Regions from separate parts of the Homo sapiens genome. Here region 1 is linked to region 2. Evidence: chromatin loops called from intact Hi-C (ENCODE). Cell type or tissue: PC-9. All regions are shown on one strand. Each heading gives the region's core, and the rest is flanking DNA. Links, peaks and the distances in the headings are about the cores only.

Region 1 (15,950 bases), core at 3,334-11,333, 300 kb after region 2:
GACTAATGAAGAATAATTAGAACATTTATTTTCCATGATCTATTTTTCTATTATTGTAGCTTAATATCATGTTAACTTTTTAAGCAACCATTTCACACTCTTGGTGCCCATTAAAATTTGTAGTCAATTATAATCATTGAATTTTTTTTCTCATGAAGTGTTGCCAAAGTAGATATTTCCCAACCTGCATGTGTGCTAGAGTGTGTGTTAATCTCAGACCTCTCTGTGATCACTGGAAAATCGCTGGCCATAAACCTCACTTTATTAAACTCTAAAATGAGCCTAATAATGTTAGAACCACATGTGAGGTGCTGTAGAAAGTACCATATCTGGTAGATACGTGCTCCTCTTATAAAGAATAGGCTATTTATAACCACTATCTTCTCAAAAGACCGTAGGTGACCAGGCTAATTACCTTTCCAAAAACTAATTTTTAATCCACAGCCTTCCCTTCTCCTTACTCTACTAGAATCCCTGCTTCCAACAATTAAACATCCATCGAATTAATTTTCTTTCCTCTCACACAGGTTGATTGAGCTCTTGACTTTCTTTCTTTCTTTCTTTCTTTCTCTTTCTTTCTTTCCTTCCTTCCTTCCTTCCTTCCTTCCTTCCTTCCTTCCTTCCTTCTTTCTTTCTTTCTTTCTTTCTTTCTTTCTTTCTTTCTTTCCTTCTTTCTTTCTTTTCTTTTCTTTTCTTTTCTTTTTCATTTTGAGCAGCTGGTCAGTTCAAGAAACCCAACCCCTCTCCACCAACCGGAGCCCCGCCCCCTGCCCCCGGCTGGCTGGAGAGTTGAAGGCCAAAGACGGAGAGGAGGGCGCTCGCTGCTCTGCTCCCGGGCCAAAGCGCAGGCTCGGCCTGCCTTATCCAGTGGGACGGCAAAGGGTCACTCTAAAAATTGCTGCAGCCGGGTCTTGTCAGGTGGCTGCTGGTGGCTCCCCACCGGATTTTCCTTCTCCCTCTCTCTATCTCCACAGATCCCTTCCCAAGAGGAGTCTCCTGCTAAAACTTCATCATCTCAAGTTGACCTGCCACTTCACCCAAGGAGGGTAAGGAGCTGGGACCAGAGTCGCCAATTCCTGCCTTCTAGATCCTGGGGTGTGTGTGGATGTGTGGGTGGGAGAGGGTGGGCTGAGTGTTTGTGGTTGTAGAGCTATTTTACTGAAGGGAGTCTACAGCTGGGTCAGGTGGTTCATGTCCCTAATCTGAAGTTGGGAGACAGAAAACATTTTTTTGAAATCTGAGAAATGTAACGTGTTAGGAGAACTTCACGGTAACAAAATGCATGACAATGATGCCCTACAAATGTAAAACCACCTGTAATTTCTAACAAAAATTCTAAATCTCTAAAGCTTAAGATATATTTTTCTTTCACTACTTTATAGAGAAGGAGAAGGAGAGAAAATTCTTAGGCTTTGTTCACAAAGTTTAGAATTCTACCTTTATTTTTATCAAGAATCATTTTAACATTTGTTACTGATCAGTTTGGATGAAATGTTACCAGTTTTAACTAAATCTGTAGCACAAAACTCAGACAACTCTGAATTCCCAGAAATATAACCTATTGATGAAATGGAAATATCCTTCCTAAAAAAAAAAAAAAATTTGTTATTTGGCTAAAAAATAGGTTTTTGTCTTAAATGTGCACATATCATTATGCTGACATATATTTTATATTAAAAATCATGTTGGAAGTGTAATGGTGAAGTGGAAACCACCCCCCTACACCCCACCCCGAGGTTGGACTTAAAATGGCAAGCCACAGAAGCCAGGAGGGTTTCTATTCCTGGAGGTAGGGCTGATGAGCCCCGACAGATGCAGCGATAGGAATGTGGCCAGGACAGGGAGCAGGCGCAGCTGATTCGCCCCTTTGGCAAAAAGACATTCTGGGATCCCAGTTCATACTGGCATGAGAGTGACAGTGACACTTTAGCACACATGGCTTTCCAGTTTACCCTGTTGTGGACTCCCAGGAAGCATGGGTGCAGGGCAGTGGGAAGGAAAATGTTCTCAAATATGAAGTAACAACTCTTTTCTATAACCAGTTCTGGGGGTCTTCATCTGGGATCAGCTGGGGCCAGGAAGAATTTAAGTGCAATACTTTCACATGGACTTGCCCACTTACAGACAAGGGTCCAATTATGTACCATTGCTTGGCAGCATTATTCTCAGTCCAGTCATTTTGGATCTATTTCGGGTTATGGATCTCATGAAAACGCTGAGCCCAGTGTGTGGAAAGTACACATAAACATATGCACACAGTATGTTTCAGACTATTCCGCAGGACTCATGGACTCACCTGATACCCAGCCCTGATCAGGAATGCCAGATACAAGTCAGGTCATCCAGCTACATTTGAATTTCAGGTAAGCTACAAATCAACTTTTAGCATAAGTATGTCCTCAACACTGCCTGGGACATACTTATACTAAAGTATGATTCATAGTTTATCTGAAATGCAAATGCAACTTGACATCTTGTATTTTTATTTGCTAAATCTAGCTGTTCAGACCCAGACATATAGATCCCATGTAAAGAAACCTTGTCTCAGTTCGTTCATCCCTATCTGATAATGAGTAGATTCTAAAGATATGGAAGGCCATATTACAGGGAGATTTAATGTAGGAACAGATTTTGACAATTCTGACAGCAAAAGTCAGCTGTGTATTCATAACTGTCTGCAAAATTATAGAAGCAAAAGTAATGCATCTCCTTGTTTGACAGTTGATTATACTGAAATCCTGATAGGTTGGACGTTCTGCTATAGGTCTATCAAGTGGTTAGAGCAGAATGAACACCGAAACCCAATTTTCAGTTCTATGATAATCAAAAAGGCATCAGTCTTAAAACTCAATTTCTAACCTCCTCTCCCTCCAACACACAAAATACTAGGAAAGAAAAAGAGCCAGTTTACTAAAGTTTTCAACAAAACCCAAACAAAAACTTTGTACTGTGTCCTTGTGTCCTATATACAGCCTTAGAGAATAGAATTGTAGTTAACTTAGTGCATAGAGTCTGTATACTTTATAGATAAAAGTTAGGCACAGCCTCTAGCTAAGTTGAACCATATGAGATTGAAAGTATTTGCTTTTAAACAAAAAATGATAATTTCATATTCAATCTAATACTTCTAAAGGAAGTGCTTGATTATCTGATAAACAGATTCATGCAAGCCCTCCTTGTCCCTATTTATTTGGCTTACCTAACCTATTGGATTTTCACATTCTTACTACCCTTAATAGGATAAAGAAATCCACAGGATCGATGTGTCCCCAAACAAATTTATTTTACATTCAAAAAGGTAACTCTTTTATTCTAGTATTTGGAACCAGAACGAACCATTTCATGTTCTCCATATCAAAATTTTAAATTTATAAACACCAGCTATACCTTGCACTGTCTCTATCTTCCCATGTTAGAAAAAGCTAACTTTTAACCTACTACAGTTTTTACCCTACCCTGGATTTAAAGAAGACAATATAGGGGCCCAGGGTTTCCATGGGTTTGAATTTTGCCCCAGCACACACTGCACACTTACTTATGTGATATTGGACAAGTTTTTTTTACTCTTTCTGATTCTTAATTTCTTCATTTGTAAAATGAACATAATATAACCTACCTTTTAGGATATCTGTAATATTTAAATTTAAAAACTAAAATGATGTAAAGTGCTTAACCCAGGGCCCAGCACATAGTACACCCTCGATCAATAAATGCTAGCTATATAGCTGTTTTTTAGGTGAAAATGGAGCTATCCATTCACATTAAATACATAAAACAGTTTCCTGCTTGGTGATGTATATTTAAGAATTAATATACTTAAATTTGGCAAATACAAAAGATGAGGAAAAATGTAATGATTTACGTAATTCTGCCCAGCTGCTTATCAGGTGTTGAATACATGGCACTAGAAATGGCCCAAGAGCCAGGATCTGCAGTAGGCATGGGGAGGGGAGTGTGCAATTGCATCTCTGTTACCCTTCTGCCCAGTTTCTAATGGGCAGCTCTTCCAGGGTAGTCAAGAGGTTGCTCTACGTGATAGCAGATACAGCAGAGGGAGAGGAGGCTGTGGAGTCCATAGCCAGGGAAGGTGAATGCTCTGGGCTTCCTCCACAGAAAGAAAGGATAGCTCCAGTAGCATAGGGACCCTTCTACAACCCTCTGCATCCTGTGCAAAGTCTTTTCTTTGACCCAAAAAGGGAAGGGACTGGCAGTGCTTCCAAATAGCTGTTCATCCCATTACACAACCTCAGCTGCTCTGGCTAAACCTGCTCCTCCTTCCAGAATTCCTACTGGCAGGAACAGTGTGAAAAGTGCAAGCCACCAACAGTCCTGGCGGAAGCTTGTAAAGTTCTTCCTTCCTTTGATCCCAAAAGGTAACATATTAGAGCCCCCCTTAGGCAGCCAGGGAGAACCAAGCCTGCTGTCATTTAGGAAAAATGGAGAAATGGCCTTCACACTCTCCTAGCCACTGGCAGCTTAACAAAGATGCATGCCTGGCCATGCAGACCATAACCTGAGTCAAAGCCCTCCCTAGGGTATACTAATCATATCCTGGCTGATGGCCCTGGCTACTGAGCTTGGACCCTGGCTACCAAGCTTGGGGATGCCCTGAGCAGCTGACAATAAGACCTTCACTCCGTTAAAAAGAAAAAAGAGAGAGAGAGCTTTAAAAAAAAAGAGAGAGTAAGTAAAACCCTCATCCAACTTTGCAAAGTTAAAATATCAATTGAATCAAAAAGAATGGAATGTTTTCAAAATGTATTGCTCAGCATGTAGGTTATACTCTATATATGAACACACACATGTAACTCATTTTCGTAACACCTCTTCCTCACAGCCACATTTTGACTGTCACTGTGACTATCATTGATGATGACCTAGAAGTGCACAGTGAACATTTGTATCATCGTAGAATAAAACAGTGAGAGTTCCTGTATGAATTGCTCTGACTACATGTTAATATGTGACCTGGTTACTGGATAATATGGTTTTAAAAATACTCAGATTTTCCAGCCATCTTCTATTAGCCCATACCATCAGCCTTGAAGCCCAGCACTATGACCAAATTAGTAAATTGAAGTGAATTAAATTGTTCCACTTTCCTTTCCTGTACATATATATTACTTTGCTGGCCTTTTATGACTTCTTTCCTTAAAGATTGCCCTTGCTCTTAACTTAAACATGATTGTGGAAAACTCATGGTTGGTCAAGTGGCATGCTGTGTGTCTGGGTGGGTGTGTGTTTGTTTGCACCCAGTGTGATGTACCTTGTGTCTGTACCCAGAAAGGCTCCAATGTGAGAGGCCGGGAGAGTTTGTTGAAGCCTTTCCTGTATGCCCCATGACAACATAGCCTCTGGGTTCTGATCCCCCATAAAGAGGGAGCTAGTCTTTTCTGTAACAGGGCCTGGAGCATAAGATGTGGCTTATTGATTCTTACTAGACTACGGTTCTCCTTAAGTTGAGAAAAGCAGTGGCTTTCGGTGATGCAGGAGCAGTGCCACAGGCAGAGCATTTATTAGGACATAGGAACAAATGAACAACTCTGCAGCCCTGAAGTCAACATCAGAGCTTTGTTCAGCTTCAAAGCAATGATCCTGATCCCCAGGTTCCTCTGAAGGATCTGCAGCAGTGTCCTTATTGGAGGAACATGGCACAGACTGAGAACACTTGGGTGGGTAGATGGACAGCCTTACCTATGAGTTGCAGACCCGGCAATGAGATATCATGGTAGCTCTAAAGAAAGACTGAATTTATGAGTTTACATAGGAAAATTCGGCCACAAGAAAGTTGTTTGCAGGCTTTGATTTCAACGGTTTCTTTTCTTTTCTTGAGACAGAGTCTCGCTTTGTTGCCCAGGCTGGAGGGCAGTGGTGCAATATCAGCTCACTGCAACCTCTGTTGTCTCCCGGGTTCAAGTGATTCTCCTGCCTCAGCCTCCTGAGTAGCTGGGATTACAGGTGCATGCCACCACATCCAGCTAATTTTTGTATTTTTGGTAGAGACAGGGTTTCGCCATGTTGGCCAGGCTGGTCTTGAACTCCTGGCCTCAAGTGATCCACCCGCCTCGGCCTCCCAAAGTGCTGGGATTACAGGAGTGAGCCATGGCACCCAGCCTGACTTCAAGTTTCTTAAATGGTCTCCTGCCTGTTCCTCTCCTTCTCCTCATTTTGGAGAGAGCTAAATAAGCCAGTTACCTCTAAAGAGTGATTTCACAGGCTTTAAAAGCCTTCTTTTCATTAAAAAAATATATAAATACATAAGTGTTTGCACATGTGTATCTATCTATAAGTTTTCAGTAATGTTATAGATTACCTGAACAACATTATCAATTGCCCTGATTTAATTGATATTTATAGAACATTACACCCAACAACTGCAGAATACAAATTCTTCTGAAATGCACATGGTATATTCAGCAAGTCAGTATATATATACATATATATAAATATATGTATTCTACAAAGGCTACTCTGATAGAAATTTGTATGTGAATTATAGAAGGACACTTATTTACAAAACAGAAACCATGCATATCCGGGAAAAAGAGTAGATCTGCCCATTAACTGGTTAGCTCGGATTCATTTGTCAGACTAGCTAATGTATCACCCAGAGGGGTCTTACAGAAATAGGACAAGCGCAAGAGACTATAAAGAAAAAGAAGGGCATGGAAGTTCCCATGGGTGGAACAGGCCAGGGCTGAGTCAACAGTGGGAACACCAGGAGCAGCATGAAGGTCAGGCAATGGAGGAAAGAGAAGCCATCAATAGGAAGTAAGAGAAAGAAAATGGAGAGAGAGAGCTTTTACTGATTTCACTATTTCATCTAGCCTCAAGTTGCACTCTCTCTTCCTGGAGATTTCTTAGTCCTTCTAGACTGCATATGAATTTATCAGGTTCAAGCCTTCCTGGCATCCAACCTCCTGTATGTATTGACCGAATATTACCTGCCCAACTGTCTCCCTCATGACCTCAGCCATCTCTGAATGCATGTGACAGGCTGAGTCACACCTCCTTGCTTCAACTTGAAACATTTCCTCTACTTCTAATAACCTTCTCCCTCCTATACATGCTGCTATTTAAGACCCTTCAGTTACCAAGACCCAACAAGATTCATGTTATCTGCAAAACCTCCCATTCTAACACCACCCCACCACAATAGTCCTTTTTATTTGAATCCTTAAATCCAGACACACAATCTGTTCCATGTACTCTTGTTTTGCTCACCTAACCTATAACCAAATGCCCCAAGTTTTCTGAACTTTCGGGGTTAGCCCTACCTATCAAAATAAAAATAATCTGTTTCTCAGGCTGTGTATTTGTATGTATTTCTTTTCTCTCCCTGGTGTTTTTTAAAAATCTCATAGAAATATTTACACATTCCAGAAATCTTCCCTTTGTTGCTGTTTGCCACTTCTTTTCTGAGTCACTATGTGACTGTCCCATATTGCCTCCTGCACCTCATGACTGTTTGTCCATGATGTGGTGGCTTTCTCTGATTCACTTCATTCTAAAGCTTAAACAGGCTCCTTTCTCTATTCCCAAAGACAACTAACAAAGGCTATTGCTTGTCATGAAAATGGTTCAAATTTTTTTGAATATTCACTTTTTGTCAGGTGCTCTGCAAAATGCTGTTACAGGCTCCTCATTAGACTTCACTGACAAACCTAGAGGCAGGCACTATTATTATCTTCTCTTAAGAAATAAGTTGATGGAGACTGTAAGAGGCTAGGTAATCTACCAAAAGTCACACGGTAGATAAGTAGTAAAATTGGTATTTATGTTATATTTTCATTGTCATCCTATTTGAAATATTATAAAAATTTCTCCTGTGATTTCTTTTTTGACTCATGGATAATTGAAAAGGAAACTGTTTAATTTTCAAGTATTGAAAATTAAATGGCTTTCCTAGATAGCTTATTGTTATTAATTTCTAATTTAATTCTATTCGGATCACAAAGTATGCTGAAATACTAAGATCCCTCTCTAAATATTATATGTATATCAAACAAATTGAAATAGTCAAATAGCTACTGCCCTGAACTTCTCTGAGTCCCTCCCACCCTTCCACCCTCTCCTCGGTCTATTATCTAGTAACTGAAGAATTACACAGTGTACCTTAGGGGGACTGCTGGGACCCAGGTCCAGCACTGTGGCCTGAATCCATTCTGGTTAGTAGATATCCTGTTTTATCAGAAATTAATATTTTAAATATCACCCTTACATGCTACTTATGAAACAACATCTTAATGATGGATAACAGAGTATTTAGAATTTCAGTCTGAGGCACTCAGATTACTCCCCAGGCTCAGGATTTCCTCTAAAACAATAAGCATTTGCAAGCCCTGTATCTACATGAATAAAAAAAAATGGCCACAGGAGTTCTTCCAGGAACACAGACAGGACTTTCCCCCCAAAATTTTCTCTGCTGTGCTAACCTAGCTCCTTATTGATATTTTGCATTTGCCATGTCTTGTGTCTCTAATATAAATTACATCTTGTACTGCTCCATCATTCCCAGCACTGGGCTGCCCACACCAAGATGGATATCTGATAACTGCTTGCTGACAAATATTCAAAAGTTTCTCCCAGAAAATCCAACAAAGAGACACTCAACACATAAGCTAATGCATTTGAGCATTAAAATGATAGAGGGTTCATAATCTATTTTCACAAGGTAAGGATGCATTTTGCATTGTTTGCAAAAAAAGAATGAGAAGAAGGATGTATGTGCTACAGCCTTGTAAAAAATATAAATGTGAATATGATAATTGGAGCTTAAAGAGGAAAACAAAAGCACTGGAAAAGAATTAGACCATCTCTATTTTCTGCCTACCTGCTACTCTTCTTCTGCATGGATAGGAACAGGAGCAAATACAATAGAAGGGCTACAAAATTACTTTAACACATACACCACCCATCAAATTGAAAACCCTTCAAGGAGAGCCAAAGCTGAGTTTTACCCCTCAGGATGAAATTACAATGGGATTTAAAACACACACACACACACACACACACACACACACACACACACACACAAAACAAAAACAAAAAATTGTAAACCACCTAAATACATAAATGCTTATCAACAGGATAATAGTTGAACAATGTATGATATACCCTTACTATGCATTACTATGCACCGATTATAAGGAATGAGGTGGATTTATACATGTACTGCTATAGAAAGGTGTACATGAATTACTACTAGTGAAAAGAGAAAATTGTTGAATAATTAGCATAAACCTGTTTGATATAAGTTTTCTATAGTGTTATGTTGGAGCTGGCTTGCACTGGCTCACAAGAGCTGATTGATGAATTTTCAGAAATTTGGTAAACTAATTGTTAAGCAGTTGATAGCTTGAAATCAGTCATGATGAGAGTATTTGCACCAAAGAAATCATCAGATTAGGCTGGGCAAGGTGGCTCATGCCTGTAATCCTAGCACTTTGGGAGGCCAAGACAGGTGGATTGCTTGAGCCCAGGAGTTTGAGACCAGCCTGGGCAACATGGTGAAACCCATTCTTTTCAAAAAATACAAAAAAGGTAGACAGGCATAGATAGTGTCATGCACCTGTAGCCCCAGCTATTCAGGAGGCTGAGGTGGGAGGACTGCTTGAGTCCTGGAAGTCAAGGCTGCAGTGAACCAAAATCACACCACTACACTCTAGCCTGGGTGATAGAATGAGACCCGATCTCAAAAAAAAAAAAAAAAAAAGTTAAAAATACTTGTTTTCCCAGTCTGTTGCTTGCCTTTTAAGGAGTCAGTTTTGTTTCATGGCTTTTATTTTTCTATATTCTGATATTTCAGTCTTTTCTTTTATAGCTTCTGGATTTTGTGTCAGCTGAGAAGGGCCTTCCCTAACCTAAGTTATAAAAACAAAAACAAAAACAAGATCCCTAGCTTGTTCTGGTCTTATATAAGTTTGTGTATGTGTGTATGTTACTTAGATATTTAATTCATCTGGAAGTTATTTTAGTGAATATATAGAGTAGCAAATCAGTTGACCTAATGCTGCCATTACAAGTTCTTTCTCATTGATTTTTAAGTGCCACATTTATCTTAATATATATACTTACACACACATACACTATATAAATATATAAATATGCACACACATATATACTGTATATATCTACACACACATACACACATATACATATATGGGTTTCTACCCTTTATTTTGTTCTTCTGAATTTATAGGTTTCTACCTCTTATCTTATTCCACTGAATTTCTTTTTATTCCTGATCCAAAATTTTTAGTTCCTCTAATTTTTTGCATCTGGTAAGAATTCCTTTATTTTTAAACAAAATTCCTAGATGTTCTTTTATACTCACTCCCTCAGTTAAACTCTGAAATCATTTTATTAAGTTCCAAAAAGAAAAAATATCTTATAGAGGTAGCAACTAAAATTTCACTGAAATGACATCCATCTCTTCATACAGGAATGTAGAGTCCCTGTCTGTTAAATCCTCTGGCAAAATCCTATAGTACTTATATGTGTCTCACTAAATTAGAGTCAAGTATATATATCTCTTAAAATATAACAGGTTTCATTGCTACTGCAAATAAAATAATCTTTCCATAATATTTTCTACATTTCACATGTATTCCTGAATTTTAGTATTTTACTGAGGAAAATCTTCAGAGTGTTTATAATTCACTTTTTCATGACAGTAAACTAAGCCCTTTAAATGATATTTAACTACTATTCTACTATATAGCTCAATCAGAAAATGTTGGTTGGGTATAGTGGCTCACATCTGTAATCCCAACACTTTGGGAGGCTGAGGTGGGCAGATCACTTGAGGCCAGGAGTTCGAGACCAGTCTGGCCAACATGGTAAAAACCCATCTCTACCAAAAATACAAAAATTACCTGGGCATGGTGGTGCACACCTGTAGTCCCAGCTACTTGGGAGGCTGAGGCAGAAGAATAGCTTGAACCCGGGAGGCAGAGGTTGCAGTGAGCTGAGATCATGCCACTGCACTCCAGCCTGAGCGACAGATAGAGGCTCTGTCTCAAAAAAAAAAAAAAAGAAAAAAAGAAAAAAGAAAGAAAGAAAATGTGGTCACTTTTTCTATATAATTACTTGGCAATACAGTTATGGAGAGATTTCATTTGATAACATAAATCTTCCTAGAATTGTCTTCAATGCTTCATGCTGAAGTAAACTGTCTGTAAAATGTACATCTAGTTTAATATGTCTTTAAATCTATTTTAAAAATTAATCTATTTTATGCCATGAAAACTATTATCTTTTGAAAAAGTTTCTCAATGTAGTATTTCAAAGTCTAAAGCACAATTAAAACAAAACCATGTTTTTTTTTTTCTCTTTTTAGCAAGCTCTTGCCTGTAACAGTGTATTTGCCAACATGGCACCCAAAAAGAAGATTGTCAAAAAGAACAAAGGAGATATCAATGAGATGACTATAATCGTAGAAGATAGCCCCCTAAACAAACTGAATGCTTTGAATGGGCTCCTAGAGGGAGGCAATGGCCTTAGCTGCATTTCTTCTGAACTAACAGATGCTTCTTATGGCCCCAACCTCTTGGAAGGTTTAAGTAAAATGCGGCAGGAGAACTTCCTATGTGACTTAGTCATTGGTACCAAAACCAAATCCTTTGATGTTCATAAGTCAGTCATGGCTTCATGCAGTGAGTATTTTTACAACATCCTAAAAAAAGACCCGTCAATTCAGAGGGTGGATCTCAATGATATCTCACCACTAGGCCTGGCCACTGTCATTGCATATGCCTACACTGGAAAGCTCACTCTCTCCTTGTATACAATAGGAAGCATTATTTCTGCTGCTGTTTATCTTCAGATCCATACTCTTGTAAAGATGTGCAGTGATTTTCTGATACGGGAGATGAGTGTTGAGAATTGCATGTATGTTGTTAATATTGCTGAAACATACTCCCTAAAAAATGCAAAAGCAGCAGCCCAGAAATTTATTCGGGATAACTTCCTTGAATTTGCAGAATCGGATCAGTTTATGAAACTTACATTTGAACAAATTAATGAACTTCTTATAGATGATGACTTACAGTTGCCTTCTGAGATAGTAGCATTCCAGATTGCAATGAAATGGTTAGAATTTGACCAAAAGAGAGTAAAATACGCTGCAGATCTTTTGAGCAATATTCGCTTTGGTACCATCTCTGCACAAGACCTGGTCAATTATGTTCAATCCGTACCAAGAATGATGCAAGATGCTGATTGTCACAGACTTCTCGTAGATGCTATGAACTACCACTTGCTTCCATATCATCAAAACACATTGCAATCTAGGCGAACAAGAATCCGAGGTGGCTGCCGAGTCCTCGTCACTGTTGGGGGACGCCCAGGCCTTACTGAGAAGTCCCTTAGCAGAGACATCTTGTATAGAGACCCTGAAAATGGATGGAGCAAGCTTACGGAAATGCCAGCCAAAAGTTTTAATCAGTGTGTGGCTGTGATGGATGGATTTCTTTATGTAGCCGGTGGTGAAGACCAGAATGATGCAAGAAATCAAGCCAAGCATGCAGTCAGCAATTTCTGCAGGTACTTGATCTTTTATTAGGAACTGAAATGGCTCAATATTATAGGGAAATAGCCCTAACATAGAAGTAAATTAATCTTGCTTATTAACTTAGTCCATTGGCTTAGTAAATCAAAAATAATAATAATGCCACCTTACGTATGTTCAGCACTTTATATTATATAAAGTACATTCATTTATATTTTGCACTATAGATTTCTGAAACAAGCCTGTGAGGTGGGCGGGGAAGATATAATTATTCTGATTTTACATATGAGAAACCTGATACCTAGAGAAGTTATAACACCAGTAAGCGGCAATTCACATTTACTCACTTCTAGTTGGGTACTCTTCACAATACACTGACTTTTGATAGAAATTAGATACAAATTCAGTTTTTAACACTAAGTAGTAAGAAAGAATAGAATAATACAAAATGTATTTTAAGTGACTGCTACTGACAACTGTCAAATTCATAATTGGCAAATAGAATGAGATCATTAAAAATGTGGCAGCTAATTAATTTGAAATACTTATTTGAAAACCGAATAACAGAAAATGTGTCAGTATTTTTGATACATACAGAAAAGAGTAAAAGAGTAAAACACATCCTTCAGAAAAATGGAATTCAAATGCCATATTATTTTATATATTTATGATTAAAAATTAAACTTCCATTCATATGAAATGTTCAGAAAATCATGCTTATATCATGGTAGTAGTACAAAGTCAAACATAACTAATGAGCAAGATCTGAAAATTTGTGTAGTATTTCATGAAAAATATACTTTATTATTCCATTATGTGTGTATGCATTTTAAAGAACACAATTAACTGATTTTTAGTGTTTAATTTGTAACTATAGTTGAGTTTAATTTGGGAGTTAAATGGGACAAAGATGAACATCAGACTGAAGGAGTGAGTTCTGTATTTACAATACTTCTGAACTATGTCAACAGGAAAGCATCAGTTCACTATGCTTATTTTCCTCCTGCTGTAAAGACACCTTTTAGTACTCGAGTCGCTTTGTGAGGTATTGATTGCAGTGCTTATACATGGATAGTTCCGAGCACTGAAAAAAATATATATTTATCCCTAAACTAAAAAGTCTTCTCTACTGACAAGTGCTGGAAAATAGAAGAGTATCCAAAGTTAAGCCTTTGTTGATGCTTTTAGACAGTTCTATTGGTCTCAGTCTAACAGACAAGAGAAGACTTTGCTGAGTGGCTTGGCTTTACTGTCGCAATGGCCAAGAGAGGTGTAGGATTAAGGGGTTTGTGAGAAATGGAGAAATCCAGTCAGTCAATTCGTATCTTAAACTGTGACAGGGAGCTAGGAATGGTTGGCATCTGAGGATATGCAGAATTGACTTTAATATGGCGATGCCCTTCTCTGATCGCCACTCCTCTGATCGTCACAAATGCCCAGCCTCCCCCATGTGCACATCTCGTAAATCCCACTGGATGATAGATATTTGAATATGGAGGAAAGGGGGACTGAAAGCTCAGTCTCTGTGGGCTCTTCTCCAAGTGGCCCCATAAAGGGAGTGCTTATAAACGGAGGAGAGGCTTATAAACGGGGGCGAGGGGTGGTCAATGCCTGCTTTGTCTTTTCCAAGTGTCACACATTTTTACTGGCTGAGAGAGAAACTCCAGCCTCCAGGTGAGGTGCTGGGCCAGGTCCCTCGCCTCCTTGCAGGGGTAGTGTCAGGCTTCCCACTCATGATTTGCAAAGTAACATGGGGTCCCCAGCTGCCGCCGACAAAGCTGTTACACCTTCTCTATCATTTCCAGATACGATCCCCGCTTCAACACCTGGATACACCTGGCCAGCATGAACCAGAAGCGCACGCACTTCAGCCTGAGCGTGTTCAACGGGCTCGTGTACGCCGCGGGCGGCCGCAACGCAGAAGGAAGCCTGGCCTCGCTGGAGTGCTACGTGCCCTCCACCAATCAGTGGCAGCCGAAGACGCCCCTGGAGGTGGCGCGCTGCTGCCACGCTAGCGCGGTCGCCGACGGCCGCGTGCTGGTGACCGGAGGCTACATAGCCAACGCCTACTCGCGCTCTGTGTGCGCCTACGACCCGGCCAGCGACTCGTGGCAGGAGCTGCCGAACCTCAGCACACCCCGGGGCTGGCACTGCGCGGTCACGCTGAGCGACAGAGTGTACGTGATGGGCGGCAGCCAGCTGGGGCCGCGCGGGGAGCGCGTGGACGTGCTCACCGTGGAGTGCTACAGCCCCGCGACCGGCCAGTGGAGCTACGCGGCGCCGCTGCAGGTGGGAGTGAGCACTGCGGGCGTCTCGGCGCTGCATGGCCGCGCCTACCTGGTGGGGGGCTGGAACGAGGGCGAGAAGAAGTACAAGAAGTGCATCCAGTGCTTCAGCCCCGAGCTCAACGAGTGGACGGAGGACGACGAGCTACCCGAGGCCACTGTCGGCGTGTCCTGCTGCACCCTCTCGATGCCCAACAACGTGACTCGGGAATCCCGGGCCAGTTCGGTATCTTCTGTGCCAGTCAGTATCTGAGCCCAGGTAGATGCAGGGACGCAGGAAGAACACGTTATTTATTCGTAGAGCCACGTGGTTAACCTCTGAGTTCGCGAAAAGGAAAATATTTAACATTTACTACACTGATTGTATTGTAAAATATGTCGAGGCACATGTCCTGATGGCTTTAAATTCCTGGTATGGCATAATCTACCTCTTTTTTTTTTTTTTTTTTTTAGCAAAATACAGGGCAATGGCCAACAAAAGAAACAATTTATTTCAGCGGCCACTGGGTGGCAGACGGAATTCGTTATAGGCACTCTCCCAAGGCGGCATGTTTCCTAAATGTATAGCGGTTACACCCACATTTGAGATTTTTTCCTCTACACGTTAGTACACTTGAGGTTTATGTAAGTGATTTCATGTTCAAAAGTTTATTTTCCTCTCTCTCTTTTTTCTTTAGGAAGTTGAAGATATTCATATAGATTTTATTTATTTAAAAATGGAAATTGTCGATCTCCATAAAGACTTAAGATTTAATTCTGTATTTCAACGCAATTTTCCCCCCATATGTGATTGAGTAAAGGATTTTGAAAGATATCCCATGACAACGTAATAAAGCTTAAAACAAGATCTGACCGAAAAGGAATAGGGATTCCACCCAGGGACCCTAAATTTGATAACCTTTGTGTTAGCGGACATTCCTCTTCCTCCATGCCTCAGGCCCCAGTTTATTTTCTACCATAAAATCATGCTCTCAATGAAGTAATTGATATGAATCATTTAATTTATAGCATAAATTTAAGTCATTTGGTTGTTTCAACTAGAAGGATTTGCATTTTATCCCTTGTCCTCTATTAAAGAAGAATTTCACATACCCTGGGAGCCTTACCCTCACCCTAAAAACTACACCAACCTGGTTAAAGGCAACCTTGGCCCT
Region 2 (15,950 bases), core at 3,349-11,348:
CTAAGAAGAAGATAAATGTCTAAGTCCTCTAAGATAAACTTCAGTATTAGATCAGGTGTTGGAAAGTTCAAACCACACTTAAAATATAAATTTAAAATATTTCAGAAGCACAACAGTGAGTACAGTGTGCATGAATAGTGTTTGATCAGGGGATTATTTTTAATTCCTCTGCATACAACTAGCCAATATTTTCACCATTACTTCACTAACATTCATGAGTCTCATTACATGAATTAGAGTAGTTAAATTATATTCTTCCCCCTCTCCACTCCCTTGCTGATACTGAGCCTATTTACAGGTCCATCTGCAGGAAAGCAGATCTTGATGATACCATGGCAACATGCTGTCAAACCCAAAGGAGACCAGTCCTGAGAGAATGGAGAGAATCAATGCAACCCACCACTAACTAGAGGAAAAATACTCAAAATGCTAGCTAGGCAATACTACCATCTCCACACCATACTTTTTTGGAACATACATTTCTTTCATTATTATTTAATTGTATAGCTGCAAAGAGAAAGGTCTAGAACTATTTTTTTAAACCTAGTGTGTTCTATGTTAAAGGAAATATTCTCTCCTGTTCTCACGTGGGTGCTCTCTCTCCTCAGCTACTTCCTCTTGACTGACTCTTTCATTTTTCATTAGCTGATCTGAGTTTGTCCAAAAAAAGCATCATGAAAATTTTTCTTTCCCTGTAATGAGTTCCAGCAGGAACCTTGCAAGTTAGCTCTAAGGAGATTTCAGAAGCCTCTTAGGCATGTCCTGAGAGGACAGACACGACCAGGTGATTGGCCTCCTCACTAATATCATCCTACATGGAGTGCTACTGACACCAGATCCAGCTGAGGGTGAGGCTGAGCAGAGTTTAGAACACTTACGGAGAAGTGCCTATTAAAATAGAAGTGCAGATGTTCAGTGCCCTTACTCAGAGAAGGGGAAAAAAAGAAAAGAATTCATTGATTTTAAAAAAGTTCATCTTGTCATTTTTTCTTCAATGCCATTAAATCATTGGATCATATTTATAAAATACCTGAAACTATATTGTGCCTCAGAGGCACTGAAAACATCTCTCTGGACCTTAGAAGAGTGAATGGCATTTCTTCACTCAACATGGACTCCTTGAACACTAACTGCGTGCAGATCCCCACCAGGTATTGGTGACCCAGCAGTGGCAAGGAAGCCAGGAAATTTGTATGGGCCAGTATCTTCCAACAATCCCACATCGGGGCACTCTTATCAGTAGATACTCTTCTTTTTATGTGGAACATGTAAGTTGGGGCTCAAATAGTAAAAGTTCAGGCTGAGTCCCACCTACAGATTTATTAAAGTAATACAAATTAAGCCTGGGCTTCAGCAACAACACCGGAGATCTGTGACAACACAACAAGCACAATCCCAAATAAACAGAGCCAAGGTCATAATTACTGCAACAGATTGTGGATGGCACTCAAAGCACTGAGTCGTTCACGCTTGAGAATTCCACAGCCAAGCCCTACAGTGGCGCCTGCTCTGCTCATCCACATTCCTTTCAGCATCAGATTAAATTCCAATCTCTAAGACATTCCTCCAGCCCAGTGGTTTTTCAGCTGAAGACCATAGACGCCTATGAAGATATTTTTGAGAAAACATAACTTTTAAAAAATTTTAAGGTTGTGCTTTCATCTCAAAGATTGCCATGCTGAAATTGCTTAAATTTGCTTAAATTCCAAAGAATCTGCATAACAATCTCCTCGCAAAATGTCCCAGGCTGTCCCCCCTTTGCTCTTATGTTTATGATCACGTTGAAGCCCAGGGAAGGCAAACACCACCATAAATGGAGGTTTTCCTTCCAGTTAAATGAGGGGAAAAAATGATAAGAAAATTGAGCAACAAGTTCTTTTAAGCCTCATCAAAAGAACCCACAGCATTTGGCCTACAATGTATAAATGTATTCCTCTAATCACATCTTTTTCATGCCAATTTATTTTGTTTTATTTTACAGAATAAAAATGTGTTTTGTAGTGCACTGCTAAATTGGCTCATTCAAATAACAGATGTGTGATTAAAACATTCATTGTGAAAAAGAGAAAATAATGACAGGAGTCATAGTAATGACTCAGATGATGGGCCATCATTTTCTAAATCAAAAGATTCAGGTTGATACACAAATATATTTCAACCCAGTTAAACGAGCTACCTGCAAATAAGTGTTAACTGAGTCACACTATCTGTCACTTTAATGCAATTCACTAGCTTTTAGAAAGGCAGCTTAACATAATTATTAAGTGCACACTTTCTGAAGCCAGATTTCCTGGGTTCAAAGCAAAGCTCTAATACTTAACAGTTGTGTGGACTGTATGCCTCAGTTTCTCAACTGTAAATCAGATGACCTGCCTCTGTGATAATTAAATTAGCAAAATGTAAAGCACTTAGACTATACTGTGAACACAGGAAAAACTTTACAAATGTGACTATTATCCATTTCACACAGTATTGTCTGTCTTATTTGTACATTCGGTTTAGTTTTATAGTCATATAACACTTGTGAGTATATAACTCATACAAGGAGTATATAATGAGTTTTTTATGTTTGTATATATTAATTATATTTAAATCAAAATACTGTGTAGTCAACATAGGTGAATAAGAATTGTTTGTCTTGCTCTGTTGCCCAGGCTGGAGTGCAGTGGCGTGATCTCGGCTCACTGCAAGCTCCACCTCCTGGTTCACGCCATTCCCCTGCCTCAGCCTCCTGAGTAGCTGGGACTGCAGGCGCCAGCCACCACGCCCAGCTAATTTTTTGTATTTTTTATTAGAGACGGGGTTTCACCGTGTTAGCCAGGATGGTCTCGATCTCCTGATCTCGTGATCCGCCCACCTCTGCCTCCCAAAATGCTGGGATTACAGGCTTGAGCCACCGCGCCCGGCCAAGAATTGTTTTAAATAATTGCATACTCTAGTCAAGTTTAAAAAAATCTTTTCCTAGCTATTGCTTAGCCCAGAAGCCTCACATGTTGCATAATGAGGATAGTATATTCTAGTTTCTGGGGGAAGTGTGATTTTCCTATCAAAGGCAACCTTGATAGATGATAACCAGGGATTCCTCATGCAGCTGCATTCCCGCGGATACCTCCCAAATTAAACCAATTATGGGCAACCTATCATCCTACTGTGGTTTTGAAATATGAGTCACTGAAGGGATCCACATAAGCTTCTAACAGAAAAGTTTTTAGTGAAAATGGAAACTCCATCCCAGCCATCTGGGAGGAAAGCAGCTATGACCAACACCCTGAATTGATGTCTTGGTCATTTGAAAAAACAGGTCAACTGATCCCTGCGTCTTTTGGTTCCATCTTCGACTGGCCTAGCTTAGTTTCAACTAGAAGCCTGGAACTATGTAGGAATGTGACTCCTCTGCTGGATTAAGAGGTGGGAGGCAGTTCCAAGGAAAGGAGAGGGATGAGGAGAAGGCAGACCCCTTACACTGGACCCCATATATCCCAAAATCACATTTAGTAAGCAATATTAATCAATATTGTAACAACATGCTGATAAAATAGAAATACTAAAAATTAATAAGAAAAGTAAAATGCCCAAAGTAAATGTTTTTAAGAATATGGCTAACAGCTTGACGCAGCAGCAAAACCAGATATAAGGCAGAGAAAGAAATTAGAGAGGACCTTCTCTCTCTGAAGCAAATCTGTCTCTGAAGCAAATCTTCTCTCTCTAAAGCAAATCTTCTTATCCTGGAAAGTAACCAGACAGTTGAGGTTTTGCAAAAGGAATTTTAGTAAGTGACTAAGGTAAACATGACAAGGCAATAAAAGTACCAGTTACTAAAAGAATTGAACACACACAAGGTAGCCAGTATTTTAAGCAAAGATGGGTTTTAATGAGAATATAATGCCGAATTTATCTAGATAGTGATAAAAGAGAGTTTAGCTTGCCATGAAATTAGGTGGATATTACCTGCAGGCATGGACAAGCTTCAGTCCCTTATAAAGCTACTTTTTCCGGCCGGGTGCAGTGGCTCACACCTGTAATCCTAGCACTTTGGGAGGCCGAGGTGGGCGGATCATGAGGTCAGGAGATCGAGACCATCCTGGCTAACACGGTGAAACCCCGTCCCTACTTAAAATATGAAAAAAATTAGCTGGGTGTGGTGGCCGGCACCTGTAGTCCCAGCTACTCGGGAGGCTGAGGCAGGAGAATGGCATGAACTTGGCAGGTGGAGCTTGCAGTGAGCCAAAATTGTGCCGCTGCACTCCAGCCTGGGCGACAGAGCAAGACGCCATCTCAAAAATAAATAAATAAATAAATAAATAAATAAATAAATAAATATTTTTTTTTAAAAAAAGCTACTTTTTCCGTAATTAACAAATGCAAGAGCCTACCAGTGCTAGACTGCCCAAGTTGCATAGTAAGTCCATGCTTAGAGAACCAGCAAAGCAAGAACACATATAGAAAATATTTAGAAATGTTATCACGTTTCTAAAATGGGAAAAGTCTAAACTTGGATAGACTTTTTCATGCATATTTTTTCAGGTTTGTATTATTTTATTTTGAATCATATGTGGCAGATGGGGATGGGGAGCACCATATACTTTTAGATGATAATTTAGATGTTAGTTTTCTGTTTCATGAGCAGCTGTGTGTACAGAGTACTATATTAAGTATATTTGCTGACAAAAGTGAGAAGTCACTTGAAAGGAACCTGCAATGAGGTAGGGATCGACCCCAGGCTACTTTTTTCCCCTTCTCGTCTATATTTAATTGTGAAAATGTTCAAACATATTAAAATGTTGAAAGACGTATACAATAGACACCATATACTCATGCTACAGACCAAATGTGCCCTCCGAAATTCCTATGTTGAAATCTGAGTCACTAACGTGATGGTATTAGGAGGTAGGATTTTGGGTTGCTGATTAGGTCATGAAAGTGGGGCCTTCATGAATGGAACCATTGCCTTTAAAAAATAGGCCTCAGAGAGCTCTCTTGTTTTTTAGTCTGATCTTGATCTCATGCCTTGATCTTGGACTTCCCACCCTACAGAACTATGAGCATCTAGCCCCAAGAGTTGTTCACCAGGAGCGAGCATTGAAGCCCCAAGAGTTGTTAGAGAGAGAGGTGACCTGTATAAAGCATCAGGGACTGTCCCTCTGTTTCCATTGAGATTCCCATTAGCTATCTACATTCATTCAGAAAACTTCTCAAGGTGCTTGGAGAGGCTGTTTCCTGGTCACCTTCTCACAGTATTAATGCCTTTTCAAATGAATCAACAGAACTCCATTTCCCACCTTCCCAGCTTTACTCCTTTCCCGTTTCTTATGAGGTACCTTAAACCAGGGTAATACATCCAGAGTGTTTGCAAAATAGTGAGCTTCCTGGAGTTACTTCCAAAAAAAAATGTAATGCCTAGGAAAAAAATGTTTAGAAAGCCCAACAGAACAAGCACTTTGGGAGGCCAAGGCGGGAGGATCATGAGGTCAGGAGATCAAGACCATCCTGGCAAACATGGTGAAACTCTGTCTCTACTAAAATACAAAAAATTAACCAGGCATGGTGGTGCGTGACTGTAGTCCCAGCTACTCAGGAGGCTGAGGCAGGGGAATTGCTTGAACCTGGGAGGCAGAGATTGCAGTGAGCTGAGATCGTGCCACCGCACTCCAGCCTGGTGACAGGGCGAGACTTCATCAAAAAAAAAAAAAGCCCAACAGAACATTTGTGGAGGTAGATTAAGAAGAATGAAGAATTACCATAGGGCAGCCTGTGTTTGGTTTAAGTACTTGGTCAGCAGAGTCAGCTGCCTAGATCTCAGTCCCAACTTGACCACTTACTAGTTCTATGATCCTGGGCAAGTTACTTAATCTCTCTGTGCCTCAGTTTCCTAATTGTAAAATGGGTTTCTTTTCAAGTACAGTGTACACTCACTCCCGGCAATATGACTGCTAGACATGAAGTGAAACCTTACCTTACAGAGCTTACAGAAAAACCTGGAGAAAATTAATTGGCCAAGCACCAGAGCCTGGAGAATGTCTGGGCCCAAGTCAAGAAGGACACATAGGAGACTGGGTAAGAGAACCATGACTTTCAACGCTGAGATTCTCAAGGCTGACATCTACAGTGAGTAAAATAGAGCCTCTCTAACCTCCATCCCTCATAGAGAAAGCAAGTAGTAATATTCACTTGGTTATTTTTGCCTTGTCTCTGGTAAACTGGCAGGAGTGGGGCTATCTTTTCTGCAAAATTAGTAACTACAATATCATAACAAACTGGGTTTGGGTCTGGAATTCACACTACTTTCATGGTTACTGCAAACCCCCAATATGAAAATTTAGCTTAAAGAGATCCCTGACCCAAGTACTTCAAATTCAGAACCTCAAATATCTCTCACAGATAAAGGTTTAAAGAAAAAAAAATTCAGACCTTACAATTAAAAACCAGAAAACACAAAGGAAACAAGTCACTTGAGTGAGAATCAGCAAAGTGATATATCCCAAGAGTAGACTCACAAACACTTCAAATGCTGGAATTATCATAGAAAATCAAAAAAGTGAGAGTTAGATCTGAAGAATTTATCTAGAAGTCATCAGAGAGAAATGAAGTGATGGAAAGATATGAGGAAAAAGTGAGAAGGCACAATAGGCAATTCAGAAGGAGGTAATTGAGAGAATGAGGAGGGCAACAATCAAAAGACAGCACCTGACAACTTCCTAATACTGATGCAAGAGTCCAGTCCTCCCATCAGGAAGCCAAGCAGGCTGAATACAGAGAAATGACACTTAGATATGTTATCATGAAACTGTAAGACACTAGAAGAGGAAAAAGACACCAAAAGCTGTTGGAGAGAAAAGATAAATTATCTACAAAGAATTTACAGTTTGATTAATAGCTAAATTCTCACAGAATAATGAAGCCAGATGCCTGTGATATAATATCTTCAAAGAGCTGAAAGAAAATAATGTCAATCCAGAAATCTAAATCCAGTGTTCAGAGCTGGTGCACAGTAGAACAGCTACAACAGACATTAAAATGTTGAGATCTCTGTCCTTACTGGCTGGTAAAGAGCTGCCAAACTGAGCCCGCCCTCTGACCAGGCACCCACCACATGGCTGCCACCACTGCCCCCTCCCTGGGCTATCCCCTATCTAGCAACTAAATGTCAGTGAGCCGTACAATGGGGAGCCTACAGAACCATTACACTCTCACTAGCCCTCCTTTCTTGGTTCTCACTTGTCCCTCTCGGTCCTTATTTCCTCCTGACTCGAGCAAGCCTACTCAAAGATGGAGAAGATGGCAGCCTTTGGACGGTGCAGGCAAGTGCCCAGAGCCTATGTGGTTCCCCAGGCTGCAGCTGCCCACCGCTAACAAGCTCTCCTTCAGAGCTGCTCTTCTGTAGCCACTGGGGGGAGCTGCAGCCCCTGTGGATTTTGCCTCCAGGAAAGTTGGAAAGGGACAGGAGGACAGCAAGGTAATAGGGACTTCCCAGCTGTCACACAGCCTGGGCTCTGCTGGTACAGCAGGCATTCCCATGGTGAGAATCTTTAATGATGGTAGATCCAGCCTATAAATTAAATCAGTAGTTACAGTCTTCCCACAGAGAACACAGAACCCAGAGGGCTTACAAGTGAGCTCTCCTGAGTATTCAAGGAACACATAATTCCAAGCTTATACTAGTTCTTTCAAAGAAAGAACAACAGGAGACACTCCCCAACTCATTTAATGAGGTTTGTGTAAACATGCTGTCAAATCAGACATGGACATTATACAAAAGTTAAATTCCAGGCCATTTAAGAACGTAGATGCAAAAGCTCTAAATAAACCAAATCAATAAATGTATAAAAGTGATAATGCACATAATCAGGTAGAATTTATTCAAGGTGCAAAATTGGTTCAACATTAGAAAAACCTAAGAATGTAACTCACCACAATAACAGATTCAGAGAAACCGTATGATCATCTTAATAGATTCAGAATAAGCTCTAATAAAACTCAATAACACTTTATGATGTTTTTAAAAAATCTCTTAGCAAACTAGGAATAAAAAGGAATTTGCTTGATCTGATAAAGCATACCAATTTTAAAAAACATGCAAATATTTTGCTTAGTGCAAAACATTAAATGGATTCCCTTTAAAATCAGAAACCAAAGCCTAATTGCTATTTTATATTTATTGTATTGGAGATACTTGCCAGTGCAAGACAAGGAAAAGAAATATAAGGTGTAAGGATCAAAAAGAATGAAATCTCTCATCATTTGCTAATAATATGATTATCTACATGGAAATTTGAAAGAATTTATATATAAAAAGCTAAAAATTAACGAGTTTAGCAAGTCTGCAGGGTGTAGGATCAATGCACAAAAACTTATTTTATAAAGCCATCCACAAATAAAAAGCAATTTAAAAGAAGATACAACTGGGGACTCTGCTTCTAATAAAAGCAAATCAGATGAATTTAATTTGCACTCGCCATCCTCTTAAAAAAACTAGAAAATCTGTACCAAATATATAATGTCTTGTAGCTCAGAGGGCAATAACATAGTAAAGGGTTCTCTGCAAAAATATTTTTAAGATGTGGCAAACCACAGTGGTCACCAGGAATAGGGATTCAGAAAGGCAAAACATAAAAGGATGGGGAAAATCTTAGTGTGCTCTATTAATATCACACAAAGTAGACATTAAAGTAAAAAAAAGACTTTAAGAGGCAATGAGGGTCATTTCATAATGATAAACACGTATTTAATGAGAAAGAGTAAAGTTTAAATAATAATATGGACTCACACTGCTGCCTGATTCCATTTCTATAAAGTGCTAAATCATATTATTTAGAAATTCTTACAGAAGTGACAAAATTGTGGAAGGACAAGAGGGAGAAAAGGAAGTGAGGCAGTTTTCTAAGGTCCGAATAATGATTGTGTTTCAGGTAGAGGAAGTGGGTTGTGAACAGGCAGAGGCACTCAGCAAGCTTCAGGCAATGTTCTGTTTCTTAACCTGAGCAGTGATTATATGCGTGTTTATAATAATTCATTAAGCCATGCAATTTTTATGTATGTCTTTTATAAGAACAAGGTTTAGAAATTGACACTTGTAACAGCTACAAAAATAAAGCTTTTGCAGAAAATTATAACTCTATGGAAAGGTATTAAAAAGACCTAAGTGGAAAAACATGGATAGAAAGATTCAATTCTGTGAAGATATCAATTCCATCCAAATTATCATATAGATTTAATGTAATATACATTGAAACCCAAACATGTATAAATTACAAAATCAACCTGACAAGTTGATTTTGTAATATATATGAAAGAGAGAAGAATGCTTAAGTCAAGGTTCAAACAGAGAAGCAGAGGAAGAAATATATATATATATATATGAATATATATGTGTGTGTGTATGTATACACACATACATACAGAGAGAAATACAGAAACAGAGAGGCAGACAGGGACAAAGAGAAACAGCGAGAGACACAGAAATTTATTGCAAGGAATTGGCATACATGATTGCAGGGGCTGGTTAAACAAGTCCCAAATGCATGCAGAAAGTCGTCATGAGCACAATGAGACTTCACAGGAACAAGCCACAGCTCTCATCCACAGGTGGAATTTCTTCTCTCTCCTGGGGAAACCTCAGTCCTGCATTTAAGGCCTTCTAACAATTCAATCAGGCCTACCCAGATAATCCAGAATAATCTTCCTTACTTGAAGTCAACTGACTTAAGAGCTGTAATTCCATAGGCCGAATTCTTTCACAGCAGTACCTGGATTATGTTTGTATAACTGGCCTGTAGCCTGACCAGGTTGACAGATCAAAAGCGCCATCACAAACAGACAAGGCCTATCTACCAAAATAGGTAGACTTGACTCCCCAGGTATCCAGGCTTATAACACTATATTAATTAGGACCATAGAATCCTGGGTGGACTCCAACTAAAGAGATACAGAGATGTACTCTTCTGGCATGCCATGCTTCCTGTCCCGAATCCTGGTGCCAGGACAGCCTCTTCAGATATGAAATGCTTACCTGATCAAGCATTTTGGGTATTATACACACAAACATGCACACACAGACATTCCACATGGATTAAGAAATTAAAATGTTAAATGTAATTTTTTAAATATTTAGTAGAGCATCTAGGAGAATGGATTTATGACTTCAGAGAAGGGAAGGATTTCTTAATGCAAACCATAAAGGAAAGCATTGGTATATTTGACTACATTAAATTTTTAACAACTTCTGTATATCCTACTCATCAAAGACGTCACCAAGTTAAAAGACAGGCCACAAACCAGGAGACAACATTTGCAATACACTTGACAAAGTACTTCAAATAAGAAATGCCTATTACATAATGAGAACAATAAACTCCATAAAAGCAGGCAAGACAGGAATAGGAATTTCACAAAAGAGGAGAAGAGTACCTATAATTCCTAAAAAGAGACTCAACCTTATGAAGTCAGGAATTGGATTAGTCAGGAAATGCAAATTAAATATCAGGTATAATTTCATATATTTATTGTGAGAGATCAGACATCATTTCACAAATATATTGTGAAATATGCATATATGCATGACCACCAGATTGAAAAAAAGATAAAAGATAGTACTGACAGTAAGAAAGGATATGTAGCGATAGGAATTCTTAAACACTGCTGAAGTGATTATTAATAGGAAAATACATTGAAAAATATTTTGGTGTCCCTTAGTAAATTGGGCATGCATTTATTCTTCCACTCAGTATTCCTATTTCAAGGATTGTAACCAAAGAGAAACTCTTGCAGAAGCACTTCAGAAGCCGTGTTTAAGAATGATCATGGCCGGGCGCGGTGGCTCACGCCTGTAATCCCAGCAGTCTGGGAGACCGACGTGGGCGGATCACCTGAGGTCGGGAGTTTGAGGTCAGCCTGGCTAACATGGTGAAACCCCGTCTCTACTAAATATACAAAATTAGCTGGGCATGGTGGCACATGCCTGTATTCCCAGCTACTCGGTAGGCTGAGGCAGAAGAATCGCTTGAACCCAGGAGGCGGAAGTTGAGGTGAGCCGGGATCACACACCACTGCACTCCAGCCTGGGCAACGGAGTGAGACTCCATCTCAAAAAAAAAAAAAAAAAGAATAATGATCATAGGCTGTCTGTGGTGGTTCACAACTGTAATCCCAGCACTTTGAGAGGCTGAGGTGGGAGGATTGCTTGAAGCCAGGAGTTTGAAACTAGCTTGAGCAACAAAGTGAGACTCCCATCTCTACAAAAAAATAAAAAATAAGAAAAAGAATAATCATAGAAGCAGCATTCATAATAGAAAAAATATCTTGATGTCAATCATGAGTAGAACTAATATATTAGTTTTGATACATTCATGCTACAGAACATTATACAGTGGTGAACAAAAGGCCAACTACCAATATTAACATGATGAATCTCAAAAATATATGTGTAAGCACAAGATACAAAAGAGCACAGACTATACATTATATAAACATCAAAAACAGGCAGAACTAATGTGTCAATTAGTGGAATATGTATGTGAGTTAAAACTAAAAAGAGAAGCAAGAGACGGATAAAAATTCTGGAGACTTGCCCTGTCTGGAGTGTGGGCAGAGAAGGGTACATGATCAGTTAAGGCAGACAGAGGAATTCGGAAACATTGACAATGTTCTGTTTCTTGAGATGGATGGGATGTATGTGGGTGCTTATTAGATTTCTATTATTATTCTTTTAAATAAAAATTAGCTATGTGTGCATTACATTTTTTAATAACTTTTAAGTTCAGGACTACATGTGCAGGATTGTTATATAGGTAAACTTGTGTCATGGGGGTTTGTTGTACAGATTATTTCATCACCGAGGTATTAAGCCTAGTACCCATTAGTTGTTTTTCCTGATCCTCTTCTTCCTCAAACCCTCCACCCTCCAATAGGTCCCAATGTCTGTTGTTGCCCTCTATGTGTCCATCTGTTCTCATCATTTATCTCCCCCTTATAAGTGAGAATATGTGATATTTGGATTTCTGTTCTTATATTAGTTTGCTAAGGATAATGGCCTCCAGTTCCAGCCATGTCCCTGCAAAGGACATAATCTCGTTCTTTTTTATGGCTGCATAGTATTCCATGGTGTGTATGTACCACATTCTCTTTATCCAGTCTACCATTGAAGGGCATTTAGGTTGATTCTATGTCTTTGCTATCGTGAATAGTGTTGCAAGAACACACGCATGCACTTGTCTTTATGATTAAACAATGTGTATTCCTTTGCTTATATATCCAGTATTGGGATGGCTGGGTGGAGTGGTAGTTCTGTTTATAAGTCTTTGAGGAATTACCACACCACTTCCCATGATGGTTGAACTAATTTACACTCCCACCAACAATGTATAGTGTCTCCTTTTCTTTGCAACCTCACCAGCATCTATTTTTTTTCACTTTTTAATAATAGCCTTTCTGACTGGTGTGAGATGGTATCTCATTGTGGTTTTGATTTGCATTTTTCTAATGATCAGTCATGTTGAGCTTTTTTTCATATGCTTGTTGGCTGCATGTGTGTCTACTTTGGCAAACTGTCTGTTCATGTCCTTTGCCCAGTTTTAATGAGGTTATTTGTTTTTTTCTTGCAAATTTGTTCAAGTTCCTTATAGATGCTGGATATTAGGCCTTTGTCAGATGCATATTTGCAAAAATTTTCTCCCATTCTGTAGGTTGTCTATTCACTCTATTGATAGTTTCTTTTGCTGTGTAGAAGCTTTTTTGTTTAATTAGATCCTATTTGTTAATTTTTGCCTTTGTTTCAGTTGCTTTTGGCATCTTCGTTATGAAATTTTTGCCTGCTCCTATGTCCAGAATGGTATCGCCTGGGTTGTCGTCCAGGGTTTTTATAGTTTTGGGTTTTACATTTAAATCTTTAATCCATCTTGAGTTGATTTTCGCATATGGTGTAAGGAAGGGGGTCCAGTTTTAATCTTCTTCATATGGCTAGCCAGTTATCCCAGCACCTCTTATTGAATAGAGAGTCCTTTGTCCATTGCTCGTTTTTTTCAGGTTTGTCAAAGATCAGATAGTTTTATGTGTGAGGCATTATTTTTTGGGTTTTCTATTCTGTTCCACTGATTTATGTGTCTGTTTTTGTACCAGCATCACGCTGTTTTGGTTACTGTAGCTCCGTAGTATAGTTTGAAGTTGCGTAGCATGATGCCTCCAGCTTTGTTCTTTTTGTTTAGGATTGCCTTGGCTATTTGGGCTCTCTTTTGATTTCATATAAATTTTAAAATTATTTTTTATAATTCTGCGAAGAATGTCATTTGTAGTTTTATACGGATATAGCTTTGAATACTTTGAATCCATAAATTGCTTTTGGCAATATGGCCATTTTAATGATATTGATTCTTTTCATCCATAAGCATGGAATGTTTTTCCATTTCTTTGTGTCATCTCTGATTTCTTTCAGCAGTGTTTTATGGTTCTTATACAGATCTGTCATCTCCCTATTAGCTGTTTTCCTAGGTATTTTATTCTTTTTGTGGTAATTGTAAATGGAATTGCATTCCTGATTTGGCTCTTGACTTGATGGTTGTTGGTGTATAGGAATGCTAATTTTTGTACCTGATTTGGTATCTTGAGATTTTGCTGAAGTTGTTGGTCAGATCAAGGAGCTTTGGTGCACAGACTATGGGGTTTTCTAGGTGTAGAATCATATTGTCTGCAAACAGAGATAGTTTGACTTCTTTTTTTTCTATTTGGATGTGTTTTCTTTCTTTCTCTTGTCTGATTGCTCAGGCTAAGATTTCCAGTACTATGTTGAATATGAGTGGTGAGAGAGGGAATCTCTGTCTATTTCTGATTTTCTGTCTAGCTTTTTCCCATTCAGTGTGATTTTGGCTGTGGGTTTTTCCATAGGTGGCTCCTATTATTTTGAAGTATGTTCCTTCAATGCCTAGTTTGTTCAGAGTTTTTAACATGAAGGCGTGCTGAATTTTATCAAAAGCCTTTACTGTATCTATTAACATGTGGTTTTTGTCCTTAGTTCTGTCCATGTGATGAATCACATTTATTGATTTACGTGTGTTGAACCAACCTTGCATCCCAGGGATAAAACCTACTTGATGGTGGTGGATAAGCTTTTTGATGTGCTGCTGGATTCATTTGCTAGTATTTTGTTGAGGATTTTTGCATCAATGTTCATCATGGATATTGGCCAAAGTTTCCTTTTTTTGTTGTGTCTCTGCCAGGTTTTGGTATCAGAATGATGCTGGCCTCATAGAATGAGTTAGGGAGGAGTCTCTTCTCCTCAATTTTTTGTAATAGTTTCAATAGGAATAGTACCAGCTCTTATTTGTACATCTGGTAAGATTTGGCTGTGAATCCATCTGGTCCTGAGCTTTTATTTGGTTGGTAGGCTATTTATTAGTGATTCAATTTCAGAGCTCGTTATTGGTCTGTTCAGAGATTCAATTTTTTCCTGGTACAGTTTTGGGAGGGTGTATGTGTCTAGAAATTTATCCATTTCTTCTAGATTTTTCTAATTTGTGTGAATAGAGGTGTTCATAATATTCTCTGATGGTTATTTGTATTTCTGTGGAGTCAGTGGTAATATCCCCTTAGTCATTTCTAATTGTGTTTATTTGGATCCTCTCTTTTTTCTTATTAGTCTAGCTAGTGATCTATTTTATTAATTTTTTTTAAAAAAGCAACTATTGGATTTGCGGACTTTTGAATAGTTTTTCTTGTCTCAATCTCCTTATGTTCAGCTCTGATTTTGGTTATTTCTTGTCTTCTGCTAGCTTTGGGGTTGGTTGGCTCTTGGTTTCCTAGCTGTTTTAGTTTTGATGTTAGTTTGTTAAATTGGGATTTTTCTGTTTGATATGGGCATTTAGCACCATAAATTTCCCTCTTAGCACTGCCTTAGCCATGTCCCAACATTCTGGTATGTTGTATCTTTATTCTCATTAGTTTCAAAAAACTTCTTGATTTCTATCTTAATTTCATTATTTACCCAAAAGTCATTCAGGAGTAGATTATTTGATTTTCATGTAATTGTATGGTTTTGAGCTATTTTCTTTGTTTTAATCTCAAATTTTATTCTGCTGTGGTCCGAGACAGTGATTTGTTATAATTTCAGTTCTTTTGCATTTGCTGAGGATTGTTTTGTGTCCAATTATGTGGTCAATTTTAGAATATGTGCCATGTACAGATGAGAATGTATATTCTGTTGTTTTCGGATGGAGAGTAGATGTCTATCAGGTCCATTTGATCCAGGGCTGAATTCAGGTCCTGAATATCTTTGTCAATTTTCTGCCTTGATGATCTGTCTAATACTGTCAGTGGGGTGTTGAAGTCTCCCACTATTATTTTATGGGAGTCTGTCTCTTTGAAGGTCTCTAAGAACTTGCTTTATGAATCTGGGTGCTCCTGTGTTAGGTGTGTACATATTAAGGATAGTTAGCTCTTCTTGCTGAATGGAGCCTTTAACATTATGTAATGCCTTTCTTTGCCCTTTCTAAACTTTGTTGATTTAAAGTCTGTTTTGTCTGAAATTAGGGTTGCAACCCCTGCTTTTTTCTATTTTCCATTTGTTTGGTAGATTTTTCTCCATTCCTTTATTTTGAGCCTATATATGTCATTGCATGTGAGATGGGTCTGTTGAAGGCAGCATACCAATTGGTCTTGGTTCTTTATCTAGCTCGCCACTCTGTGCCTTTCAATTGGGGCATTTAGCCCATTTACATTCAAGATTAGTATTTATATGTGTGGATTTGAGCCTATCATCATGATATTAGCTGCTTATTGTGCAGCCTTGTTTCTGTGGTTGCTCTAGAGAGTCACTGGTCTATGTATTTAAATGTGTTTTTGTAGTGGCTGGTAATGGTTTTTTCTTTCCATATAGGGCTTCCTTCAGGAGCTCTTGCAAGGCAGGCCTGGAGTTGACAAATTCTCTCAGTATTTGCTTGTCTAAAAGGATCTTATTTCTCCTTTGC

What was found. A loop is a pair of places that touch in the nucleus more often than their neighbours do. Peaks named below come from ENCODE experiments on the same cell type or tissue, not always from the same donor. Only the 100,000 strongest peaks of a DNase experiment are listed, where the experiment ranks them.
Region 1: a loop joins it to region 2, with 7 times the contacts of the local background. A loop is called at or near these places in 3 of 110 quality-filtered maps.

What each region holds. Positions count from the first base shown.
Region 1 is chr6:53,650,697-53,666,646 of GRCh38, reverse strand. KLHL31 (kelch like family member 31) reads left to right here and starts at 891. Exons shown (of 3, transcript NM_001003760.5): 1 at 891-1,046; 2 at 11,342-12,546; 3 at 14,317-15,950. The coding sequence starts at 11,375. The coding sequence ends at 15,049. RefSeq lists enhancers at 14,541-14,760, 14,791-14,850 and a silencer at 15,222-15,516. In PC-9, for the core only: no CTCF peak of the experiment used is centred there; a DNase peak (open chromatin) is centred at 7,456; H3K27ac peaks cover 1,127 bases.
Region 2 is chr6:53,947,715-53,963,664 of GRCh38, reverse strand. The region is part of intron 1 of LOC101927189 (a long non-coding RNA gene); the gene reads right to left. Among named protein-coding and RNA genes, the nearest start is that of MLIP-IT1, 43 kb to the left of the region's middle. RefSeq lists an enhancer at 1,307-1,807. In PC-9, for the core only: a CTCF peak has its summit at 7,369 (motif pointing right); a DNase peak (open chromatin) is centred at 7,404.